2 separate regions of the Mus musculus genome follow, and region 1 is linked to region 2. Evidence: chromatin loops called from intact Hi-C (ENCODE). Cell type or tissue: heart. All regions are shown on one strand. Each heading gives the region's core, and the rest is flanking DNA. Links, peaks and the distances in the headings are about the cores only. Region 1 overlaps Spata9 (spermatogenesis associated 9). Region 2 holds the start of Gpr150 (G protein-coupled receptor 150).

Region 1 (5,383 bases), core at 234-5,233, 75 kb before region 2:
TCAGTGAGTGCATACCATGTGTGTTCTTTTGTGATTGGGTTACCTCACTCAGGATGATATCCTCCAGATCCATCAACTTGTCCAAGAATTTCATAAATCCATTGTTTTTAATAGCTGAGCAGTACTCCATTGTTTAAATGTACCACATTTTCTGTATCCATTCCTCTGTTGAGGGACATCTGGGTTCTTTCCAGCTTCTGGCTATTATAAATAAGGCTGCTATGAACATAGTGGGGCATATGTTCTTATTACAAGTTGGAGCATCTTCTGGGTATATGCCCAGGAGTGGTATAGCTATTTCGAATTTTCTGGTACCGCCAAACTGATTTCTAGAGTGGTTGTACCAGTTTTCAGTCCCACCAGCAGTGGAGGAGTGTTCTTTCTCCACATCCACGCCAGCATCTGCTGTCACCTGAATTTTTGATCTTAGCCATTCTGACTGGTGTGAGGTGAAATCTCAGGGTTGTTTTGATTTGCATTTCTCTGATGACTAAGGATGTTGAACATTTCTTTAGGTGCTTCTCAGCCATTCAGTATTTCTCAGTTGAGAATTCTGGGTACCCTTGCATTTGAAGCATAGATGTTCAGAATTGAGAGTTCTTCTTGGTAGATTTTTCCCTTGATGAGTATGAAGTGTCCTTCCTTATCTTTTTTGATGACTTTTGGTTAAAGTTGATTTTATCCAATATTAGAATGGCTACTTCAGCTCCTTTCTTGGGACCATTTGCTTGGAAAATTGTTTTCCAGATCTTTACTCTGAGGTAGTGTTTGTCTTTGACACTGATGTGCATTTCCTGTATGCAGCAAAATGCTAGGTCATGTTTACGTATCCAGTATGTTAGTCTATTCCTTTTTATTGGGAAATTGAGTCCATTGATGTTAAGAGATATTAAGGAATAGTGATTGTTGCTCCCTGTTATTATTGATGTTATTTTTATGTTTGTGTGATTATCCTCTAATGGGTTTGTTGAAAGAAGATTACTTTCTTGCTTTTCCTAGGATGTAGTTTCCCTCCTTGTGTTGGTGCTTTCCATCAATTATACTTTGTAGGACTGGATTTGTAGAAAGATATTGTCTAAATTTGGTTTTGTCATGGAATATGTTGGTTTCTCCATCTATTCTAAGTGAGAGTTTTGCTGGGTATAGTAGCCTGGGGTGGTATCTGTGTTCTCTTAGGGTTTCTGTTTCCTGATGGCCCTTTAAGTGTCACTCTTGGGCCAGAAATTTGAAGAGAAGTGGCGGACTTACCTGTGCTTGCAGGTATGTAGGCACCCGTAGGAGACCAGCCCTCTCCTGGTGGTATTTGTATATGTAGGTCTGTGGCACAGGATCAGCTCTAGGTACTGATGGAGACCAGAAGATTCCCGTTTCAGGATGGCCCTCCATTCCTTTGTTCTGGGGGCTCTGTGTGGGTTCCTCTGAACAACAGTGGTGGTCCAACCTGCACTCACAGTCCTGTCCACAATCCTGGGAGTCTTGCTCCCTCCTGGTGCTATTTGGGTATAGAGCCCTGTGGTAGAGGATCTGCTACAAACAGAGATGGAAACTGGAAGCTGTAGTGAATTTTCAATTTGGTTGTATTTTGCACCTTACTCACTTATTGTTATGTTTTCAAAATAACCTTTGGTATGGCAGTTGAGTATATTCAGCTATAAACTTTCTCAGGTGTACCCACTAAAATTTGTTTATTTCTAATTATATTTTTCCTTCATGGCTTCATGTAGCTTCTGTGATTTTTTTTGTTAAAATGTTTTCAGGCCTGAATATTTTCAAAATTTTATGACACAGTACTTTGGATACTTCAATCTGGATGTTATTCAAAGCATCTGGACTTGTTCTGTAGGAAGACTCAGTGTCTTACAGAGCCAGAATCTCAACCCTGGCTGTATCAGTTTGAACACTTTGGCTGAAAGGAGAGAAAATCATGCTCAAAATGGGTTAAACAAAAAGAGAAAGTGTTAGCTTATACAAACCACCCAGACATAGCTGCATAGATACTAAAGCAATGCCTACCTCTCTTCCTTTGCATATCTTCATTCTTTACTCTACATTCATTGCACTCCTAGATTATCCAACATGACCTGTAAAACTGCTTTGGGAAGGGGGTCTTCCTCCTTCTAGGCTCAAGTAATTATGGCAGAAAATCAAATCCTGGAGCCAGTGTTCCTCAGGTTCACTGGTAGAGGCTGGCATACATCTCAGTGCTTCCCTTTAAACCAGGGAAGTGGACTACATCAGATGGCCTAAGACAGATTCCCTGCTTTCTCTTCAGAGCTGGAGTCAGAGGCCTGTGGAGACCATATGGCCTGAAAGTATAGTGGGAAGAGCAGGTCCTCATACAGAATGGTTGCCAGAATCAACAAACATTTCATTACGTTGGAGTCTATCTTTCATTAATTAAAGATTTACTTTTGAAAAAAATCAAATACTTCAATTATTCATCACCCAAGAACAGAATTTATAAAAGATTTCTTTGCAATACTTGATATTTAAGACTATTTTTAAAATATTTACATTTGCTAAACAATGAATTTTTTTAAACTCCAAGCCTTGTTCTGTATCGTTATAACATTGAAAGAATATTTGAATATTTTCTTAGTTCCTTCTGAAATGTCCTTTGAAAGCTAATGTTTTGCCTTGCCATTCCTTCTCTGACTTTTGTCAAATCCATAGGCTTAAAAATTATTTTTATGTTATCTAAGGATGTTTTGCCTGTATGTAATGTCTGTGTGTCACATGAATGCCCAGTGCCCATGAAGGCCAGAAGAGGGCATCAGTTCCTCTGGAACTGGAGTTATACAGACAACTGTAAGTCTCCATATAGGTTCTGGGAATAGAACCCAGGTCCTTTGGAAGAGCAACAAGTGCATTTAACAGCTGAGTAGTCCAGTCCCCAAAGCATAGTTTTTATAGAGTTGTTGTAAAATGTCTTTTGAGAATATTTCTCAAGTATTTCTTACAAATTAGGTTGTCATTTCTTTTGTCATTTTTCTACAGAATCAAAGCTGCAAAGGATCTGAAATTTTACATTGCTTTTAAGTCACCACATTTTCCTTTTGTAGACACACACACACACACACACACACACACACACACACACACACACACACACACACACACAGCCTTATTTTTAAGATGTCCTAAGCAGTTCAATGGCTGGGTCACTTCCAAACCTCCCCATGGTCAACACACTCTCCCCTCTGATATTCCTGAATTATTTCTTACTAAAATCTGTATTTCATCTCTGCTACTGTCTCTCTTTCTGCCCAGCCATTGGCCACTAGCAACTTTATTTCACCAATCAAAGCCAACCAGGGGCAGGGACCCTGAGCATCTTACAGGCAGACAAGCAGGTTCCCATGTAATTTTTGGAACCAAATTAACACAAATAGCATTAGGGCCAATCCAGGACAGATTGTATTCTGGAATTAGCCAGAGCAATGTCTAGCTAATCAAATGTTCCTACTTTTGATTCTTTCTACGAGCTGATACAATAAGGGTTCTTTGTTAATTGTACATATTTAATATTGTATCAGGAGAGAAGAACTTTGAAATGAATAAACAGAGGCTTTTTCAGGGACACTGAAATGCCTACTCAGCTTCTCCTCTAAGGGGGTGGCGTATCCATTACTCTGGAATGTGTCTGCACAGTAAAAGGGAGAGGGCATTATCTTGGGTGCCCGCTGACATATCTGGGGGATTCATCTATAGATCTCTCCCCAGAAATGCATTTACTGTAGCTTTTAAAGCTACTTGATATTCAAACATATCCCTTGCTCAGAAGACAGTTTGTATAGCAAGATAAGAGATCTGTAGAAAATAATCTCTCTGTAGTCATAGAAATTTAGTGGCAGAAAATACTGTCTTTGCATTCAAGCTAAACTGTGTGTTCTTTTTTATCCACTAAAACCTAAAAACCACAATGTATTTGACTGACAATAGGAGTCTGAGATACATGTATAGCTTGTCTGTATTAGCTCACTCTAGAAGCTTGTTTTGAGACTGAGTGAATGAACCAGAAATAATGTGGGGTCGTTGTCTTCTTTGACAACATATAACATTTTTCCTTTTGGGGGCCATCTAATGATGTAGCATTATACAAATTTTATGAGTGAAATACTTAAAAACACAAAAATGGTTTATCAGAAGTCCCACATAACTATAACCAAGACCTAATGCATGTTCATTGTCCCTCAGAATGGCCCATTATAAAAAGAAACATATCCTAGCCCTTTTTCTGTCTTTCTCACAGAGCTGATTACCATGAAGGTGAAATGAAAATGTAATTTTATTTTTTAGTACATTTGGATATATTTATTTATATAGTATTATTGTGTATGCTTAACATTCACATAGATTACATTATGCTGTTACTTATCTTGACAATTCTTGGTTTTGTCTAACATTATTAATAAATGTAGCTAGAGTTTATTTTAGCTTCTCTTTGGTATTCCAAGACAAGGAAAGATAATCTAGAGTTTGTTTCTGGGAGTATGAACAATTTGATTTCCAATTCCTTTCTTTTACAAACAGTACATTGGTGAACATGCTTAGAGATGTCTTCCCTGTCCATACATGTGAGACTTTGTCTGTGTATATCTCCAAGAGGAATTTTCAACTCTTACTAACTCAAACTGTACTGGGGTGAGCTTTCTTGAGAAAATTCTGAGTTTTCCATCTGATAATAACTAATTCAATTCTTGAAAAGCCTCAGCAACAACTTGTTCAAATATTATGTCTTTGTCAGTTTCTATAAACTCTTTTTCTGACACGCCTATTAAATATATTTTAATTTTATTGTATTTTTTTTCCTTAAGAGTAGCATTGAGAATAGAAACCAAGACCAGGTGCATATCAGCAAGCACCTCATCACTGAGCTCTCTCGTCTTACTCTACACAGCTTTATTTTTGTGCATCCCCACAGAATAAAGTCTTTCCATACAGGGTCTCAGTATGCAGCTCTGGCTGGCCTGGGGCTCGCTCTGTAGACCAGGATGCCCTCAGTCTCACAGAGATCCGCCTGCCTCAGCCTCCCAAATTCTGGATTTAAAGGTGTGCACCATGGTGCCTGGCTCCTTCTCTAAGGATTCTGTTTTTGGTTTTGGTTTTCACCCCCTTTCAAGTCTTAGAGAGCTTTCTACCTTTAAATTTTTCCAAGAATCTTGAACATATTTGTGTGTGTGTGTGTGTGTGTGTGTGTGTGTGTGTGTGTGTTATCTTTCAAATAATTATTCTTTGAAATATTAGGAGTGACTATTTATGTTTTATGATTATATAACTGGAATTTCCCCAGCTGAGTTCATATTAGTAAAACCTGCACTTGGTGGCAGAGTTCTCCTGGAGGAATTTTGCTAGTGCCCTAGGGACGTATGGACAACCTGGG
Region 2 (5,383 bases), core at 165-5,164:
TATCCAACTAGTACAAAGGAGGACAGACCTGGGTCCCTTCTACTAGGACTTACCATGGGCTTAACTGGTATATCTGCTAAGAAATAGTATTCTGGAGGAATGGAGATTTCCTTTAGCTTATCTTTTATGTAACCTACCTATATCAAGTTTTGCTAAATTATGCAACAAATCTGCACTGAGTGGCTCCTATGTTTCACATGTTGTAGAAGTATATAATTATCCACGAACAAAACACAATCCTCACAGATTATGACTTGTGTAAACAACCTTTAGCCAGTCCCTTCCCCTCTGCCTCTTAGTGGCACATTTACTTATGGACAAGAACTCAAGTTTTGTGAAAGATGTGAGTTCTCAGGTGCAGGACATTGTATGGTGCTCAGAAATCCTACGACTTCCCTTAGAAGCAAGAACAGTGAAGAGGAAGAGGTCATGCATCAACTGTTCCCTGATTTAATCCTCTCTGACTCACATGAATAAGCTAGACATTTTTTTTGTTTGTTTAAGACAAAGAGTCTATGTAGTCCAGACTATTCCAAAACTCACTACTTAGTCGATGTTGGCCTCAAATTCAAGACAATGCTCCTGCCTGGGTGCTGGGATCACTGGCAGGGCCTCTACTTCACCTGTTTAGGTTTGTTTTTAAACAGTTCTCTACCTACACAGAGCTTTCTCCTGCAGATCTCAGAGCACTTGAACAGTAAGTACCATCCTGCCACATCGAATTGACACTTTCCCTCAAGACTTTGCCTTTAGGAGCTTAATGTGGACAAACTTAGAAGCTGGTCTGGGCACAATAGCTCTATGTCTAACAGAATACAGGCATGCTTGGAAAGGACTAAAAGAAGCGTATGTGCTCCTCCTGTATTCTCAGTTTTTATTGATGTGAAAGTTGGAAATAAAAGCCACACCTATTTTCCTCCCAGAAAGCACATTACTACGTTTTAAAGAAATGTTGTAGCTGCTACGTGGGAAATGCTTTTATTTTTCAAATGCTCTGTCGCTAACGTGACAGCATGATCACTTTCCTACAGTGCTGCTAACAGCACTCCAGATCTCCCCAGGAAGAGCATTATGGGGATTTTCCTCTCGGAAGGAACATCAAATTTGCTACTCCCCAAAGATGCACTTGATTTAAGCACAATTCAAAATCACTACAAACATAATAGCAACGAATGAAAATTTGTCAATTTAGTTAAAATGAATTGTCTAATCTAGAACGTAGTGGGAGTATAAAAGAGAATCGCAAAAACATTGACTCTGGAACTCAGTTTTTTGTTTTGGTTTTTTTTTTTGTTTGTTTGTTTGTTTTACAACTTTCCAAGAGTTTGGTCTCCTCAAAATGGGCGTTATGAGAGGAACCAGAGGGAAGAAAACTAACGGGAAGTGAAAATCATGCCCTTACTAGAAGGAAATAACTGTCGCATACAGGATGCGGGCCGCTTCAGTAGTTCCTGCAGACAGTTCCACTCTTGGTGACTTAGGCAGATCACTTACACCCTCCGTTGTCTGAAGGCTGTGCTACAGTGGCCAAGGACCTGTCCGTTCAGCAGTTCCTAGAAGGCACTTTCACAGGAGCAGGGCGGCGGTCTGGGGCGTGGCGGGGGTGGGCGCAGGCAGCCCTGGTTCCGCTCCTCCCGCCGGGCATGGTGATAATGAGGGTGGGGCCAGCGATGGCGGTGGAGTGCCTGGTGGTCCCCAGCCCATTCGCTGATATCGGCTTCTTCCTCCCGCACGCAGCACAGAACTCCTAGGCGCCTCCGCAGCCTCCGCCAGAGACGGCAGTCGCCCGCCTGGAAGAAAAGGTAGATCAAAGGGTTGATGGCGCTGTTGGCCACCTCTAGGACGCGCATCGCCGCCACCAGGCTCTCTCTCTCCCAGTCACCCGCGGGCTTCGATGACCAGGCGGCTGCCAAGCGAGCGGCGAAGTAGGGCAGGTCGCAGCCCACGAAGAGCAGTGCCAGCGCCAGGCTCATTTTCAAGCTTTGCACCTTGGCTTGGGGCAACGCGCTGGGCAAGGAGGCTCTGGCCATACTGGGCGACCAGGGCATCCTAGCCACCGGAGCCTGAGACCCACGCTGCCACCAGACACACAGCAGGTGGCCGCAAGAGAAGCCTAAGAGAGCGACCGGCGCCGCGAAGCCCACGATAGCTTCATAGAGCGCGTAGACCTGCAGGTGCCAGCGCGGCAGGGGCGCGAAGATGCCCCTGCAGCAATGCTTCCCTGGCCAGGCATTGGCGGTTGAAGATGGAGGAGCATCCCAGCGCACCACGAAGGTCGGAGGCAGCGCCAGTAGCAGAGCCAGCAGCCAGCTCAGGGCAGCCAGGGCACGTGCTGGCAACTGAGGGCCCTGAGGAATGCGCACCGCGAGCTGGCGCTCCAAGGCAATGAGCGCCACCAGGTGGGCGGAGGCGCCCCGCCCCGATGCCTGCAGCAGATGGGAAAGGCGACAAGCCAAGTCGCCCAGAGCCGGTCTCGGGTCGCCCAGCAGCTCCCAAGCCAGCTGCGACAATGCTGTTCCTCCACTTGCGTACAGGTCAGCCGCTGCTAGCTGCACAAGCAGGAAGTCCATCTTGCGACGCTTGGGACCCGGCCAGGGTCCGCTGCTACCGCCGCACAGGCGGCAGAGCACAGTGGTGTTGCCAGCTACCGCGGCCACCAGGATGATCCCCAAGAAGACCAGATGGATCCGGTGGCTGGGTGGCCCGCGTGGAGGCGAATGCGGTCCTGGGACAGAGGCTCCTTGCTCAGAAGTCAGGTTGAGACTCCAGCTTGGCTGAGTGGGTACAGAAAGGTTGGATGCGGGATTCAGAATTGCGAGGCTGAAAGGATCTTCCATCCTTAATCCGGAGGAAAGAGAGATACCGCTTAAAAGGCCAAAGTCTATGAGAGGTGGCGCGGGCCACACCGCTGGGTCTCGGCGATTTCCCAAAGTTAGTTGAAAAAGCACACACACCCAGGGTGAGATGGATACGCGTGGATTTGCGCTTAGTTGTTTGTATAGGTTGTTCTTGGTATTTGTCACTCAAATGTGGGTTGTATATTCGAGGAACACACATGATCCCTATTCTCCACCTTCTCCGCTTTTCGCTTCCTCCCCCTCCCCACTGCCCCCCCCCCCATCCCAGCAGAGCATCTTTCTAATCCACACAGCCGCCTCCCTCAGTGGCATCCGTGGACCTCTAGGCTCTGGAAATCTTGCCCTGTGACATATAGCCAGAAAGAAAGTTGTGCATGTGACCACTGCAAAGGCTAACTAATGTTAACTCAGAATCAATTATGAGATAGATAGTTCCTCGGCTGAGATAGTATCCCCACCCCCAACAATTAATTGTGTGATTGCTAACAGGAAAAATTACAAATGCTACTTTTGATAAAAAAAAAAAGAAAAGAATTTTTTTTTTTGTAATGCCATACGTCTGCGCTAGCTTGAGAAATACAAGGACACAAGAAACCAAGCAGGGTTCCTCTATTTCTCCACTTCCGACCCTGCTGGGCCAGCAGTCTACCACAGAACTACAACCAGTCCTAAATAGTAGTAATAGCTTTTTGAGCAGAGTCATTAGGTGAGCCTTTGATAGGGGTATACCTTCCTCTGCCTGCAGTGCTAGGACTTTAATCCGGAGAGAACTATGGGCCCTCCCTTTGCCTGGCAATTAGGAACAGAGAGGTCTGCAGATGCTTTCCAGTACTCTCTTTACTAGCATCAGGGGATGGCAGCCGCTCTCTCCTCTCAGTGATGCAAAACTCATTTTGTCAGTCTGAAGACAGTACTACCAGATTTTTATACAAATGGTGGTTCATGGATTGAGTCCTTCCTAGTATTTTCTTCTAGTGATGGATGTGTCACGCGGGCTTCTCTGTCTCCTGATTCTGTTTTCCAGCAGATGGGAGGTTGCTGGGAGGGACTACGCCTCCAATAAGCCCAGAGAAAAGGTGACTAAGAAAACCATACAGCAGCCAATTTTTAAAAAAGAAATCCAGTTCACAGGAAATGGTTTAGATTTAATGCTGCCACTTTTAGCCTCATTTCACAAACAATTCACTTTTCCCGTTGGAAGCATCAGTTTGTGCATCCATCAAATTAATCATGGTGAAAGTAAAATTTCTTGTACTTCCTGGTCTTGGGCCAGGGAGGAATGGGTGTCTGTTGCTTCCCAAGCTGTGGGAATGTTTGCAACCTACAGATGCATGAATTAGGGGGACTTGGTAGGATTCGTACCACCCTGCTGGTTGCTGTAGAAATCTCATTTTCCTAAGGTCTATCATTTTGGCTGGAGACATGTGTCGTTTTTCATTATCTATCCAGATCCTCATATTGGTCCTGATACATGGCAGATATCAATCAGTCAATATATGTCCAGTTGATGAATTAGTACCAATTTAAGGCATATCAGATAACTTTGAGCAAAGTTCTGGTCCTGACTATAAATGTATCACATAAGATGCTTTTCATGCCTTTGGTGCCAGTATCATCTAGAAGAGCCCAGTAGGGTCTGAGGGTGTGTGGATGCTGATGTCTCTCTTTGCTGGAACATGAAGGAAGAGGAACAGTGGCTACAATGAAGAGTTTCTTGGTACCGTGTGCTCCAGTCTTTCATTTCTGAGCAGCACCTGGCAACCCATGACTGCCTTACCAAACGTTAGTTCAATTATTTCTCAAAGTAATTCCACAGTTTGTTGGAATATTCTCATAAATAATATACCAAGATTCTACCACTGAAAGTTTATTCCATCGAACTTTAGAAAGACTTGATAAAATATTGATTTTAAAAAAATAGTTGTTTTCCAGGGTAAATGGCAACCACTGCTGCTTGGGTTGCCAGAATCAGTTGTGGCCTTGCAAAACCCATAGGACAAGCTGGTCCTGGCCTTCTCCCCCATGTCCTCCTCCTCCTCCTCCTATTTTAAAAAATATTACCTTTAATCTTTTTTTCTACAGCTCAGTCGTTATCCCCCTCCTATTCTGCCCTCTGACAGTTCCTTATCCCATTCCTCCTCCCGTCTCCAAGAAGATGTCCCCACACCCCACATACCCCAGCAAATCTCCCATTCCCTGGGGCCTCAAGTCTCTGGAGGGTTAGGCGCATCTTCTCTCATTGAGGCCAGACCAGGTAGTTCTTTGCTGTCTATGTGTCTGGGGGTGGGGTGGGGGTGGGGTTGGACAAGCTAGCACACACTGTCTCAGGGGTCCGAGTTAGTTGAGACTGTTGGTCTTCCTATGGGGTTGCCCTCATCCTTAGCTTCTCTCAGCCTTTCCCTAATTCAACCATAGGGGTCCTTGACTTCAGTCTATTGGTTGGGTGTAAGTATCTGCTTCTGTCTCAGTCAGCTGCTTGTTGGGCCTCTTAGAGAATGGCCATGCTAGGCTCCTGTCTCTAAGTA

The links. A loop is a pair of places that touch in the nucleus more often than their neighbours do. Peaks named below come from ENCODE experiments on the same cell type or tissue, not always from the same donor. Only the 100,000 strongest peaks of a DNase experiment are listed, where the experiment ranks them.
Region 1: it touches region 2 in a loop (8-fold over the local background); 4 of 42 quality-filtered maps call a loop at or near these places.

The regions. Positions count from the first base shown.
Region 1 is chr13:75,979,329-75,984,711 of GRCm38, forward strand. All of the region lies in intron 3 of Spata9 (spermatogenesis associated 9), which reads left to right. Among named protein-coding and RNA genes, the nearest start is that of Spata9, 14 kb to the left of the region's middle. In heart, for the core only: a CTCF peak has its summit at 2,758 (motif pointing right); no DNase peak of the experiment used is centred there.
Region 2 is chr13:76,053,988-76,059,370 of GRCm38, forward strand. It overlaps Gpr150 (G protein-coupled receptor 150), which reads right to left and starts at 3,009. Exons shown (of 1, transcript NM_175495.2): 1 at 864-3,009. The coding sequence starts at 2,837. The coding sequence ends at 1,554. In heart, for the core only: a CTCF peak has its summit at 2,405 (motif pointing left); DNase peaks (open chromatin) are centred at 1,544 and 2,494; H3K4me3 peaks cover 1,990 bases; H3K27ac peaks cover 1,236 bases; H3K27me3 peaks cover 4,238 bases.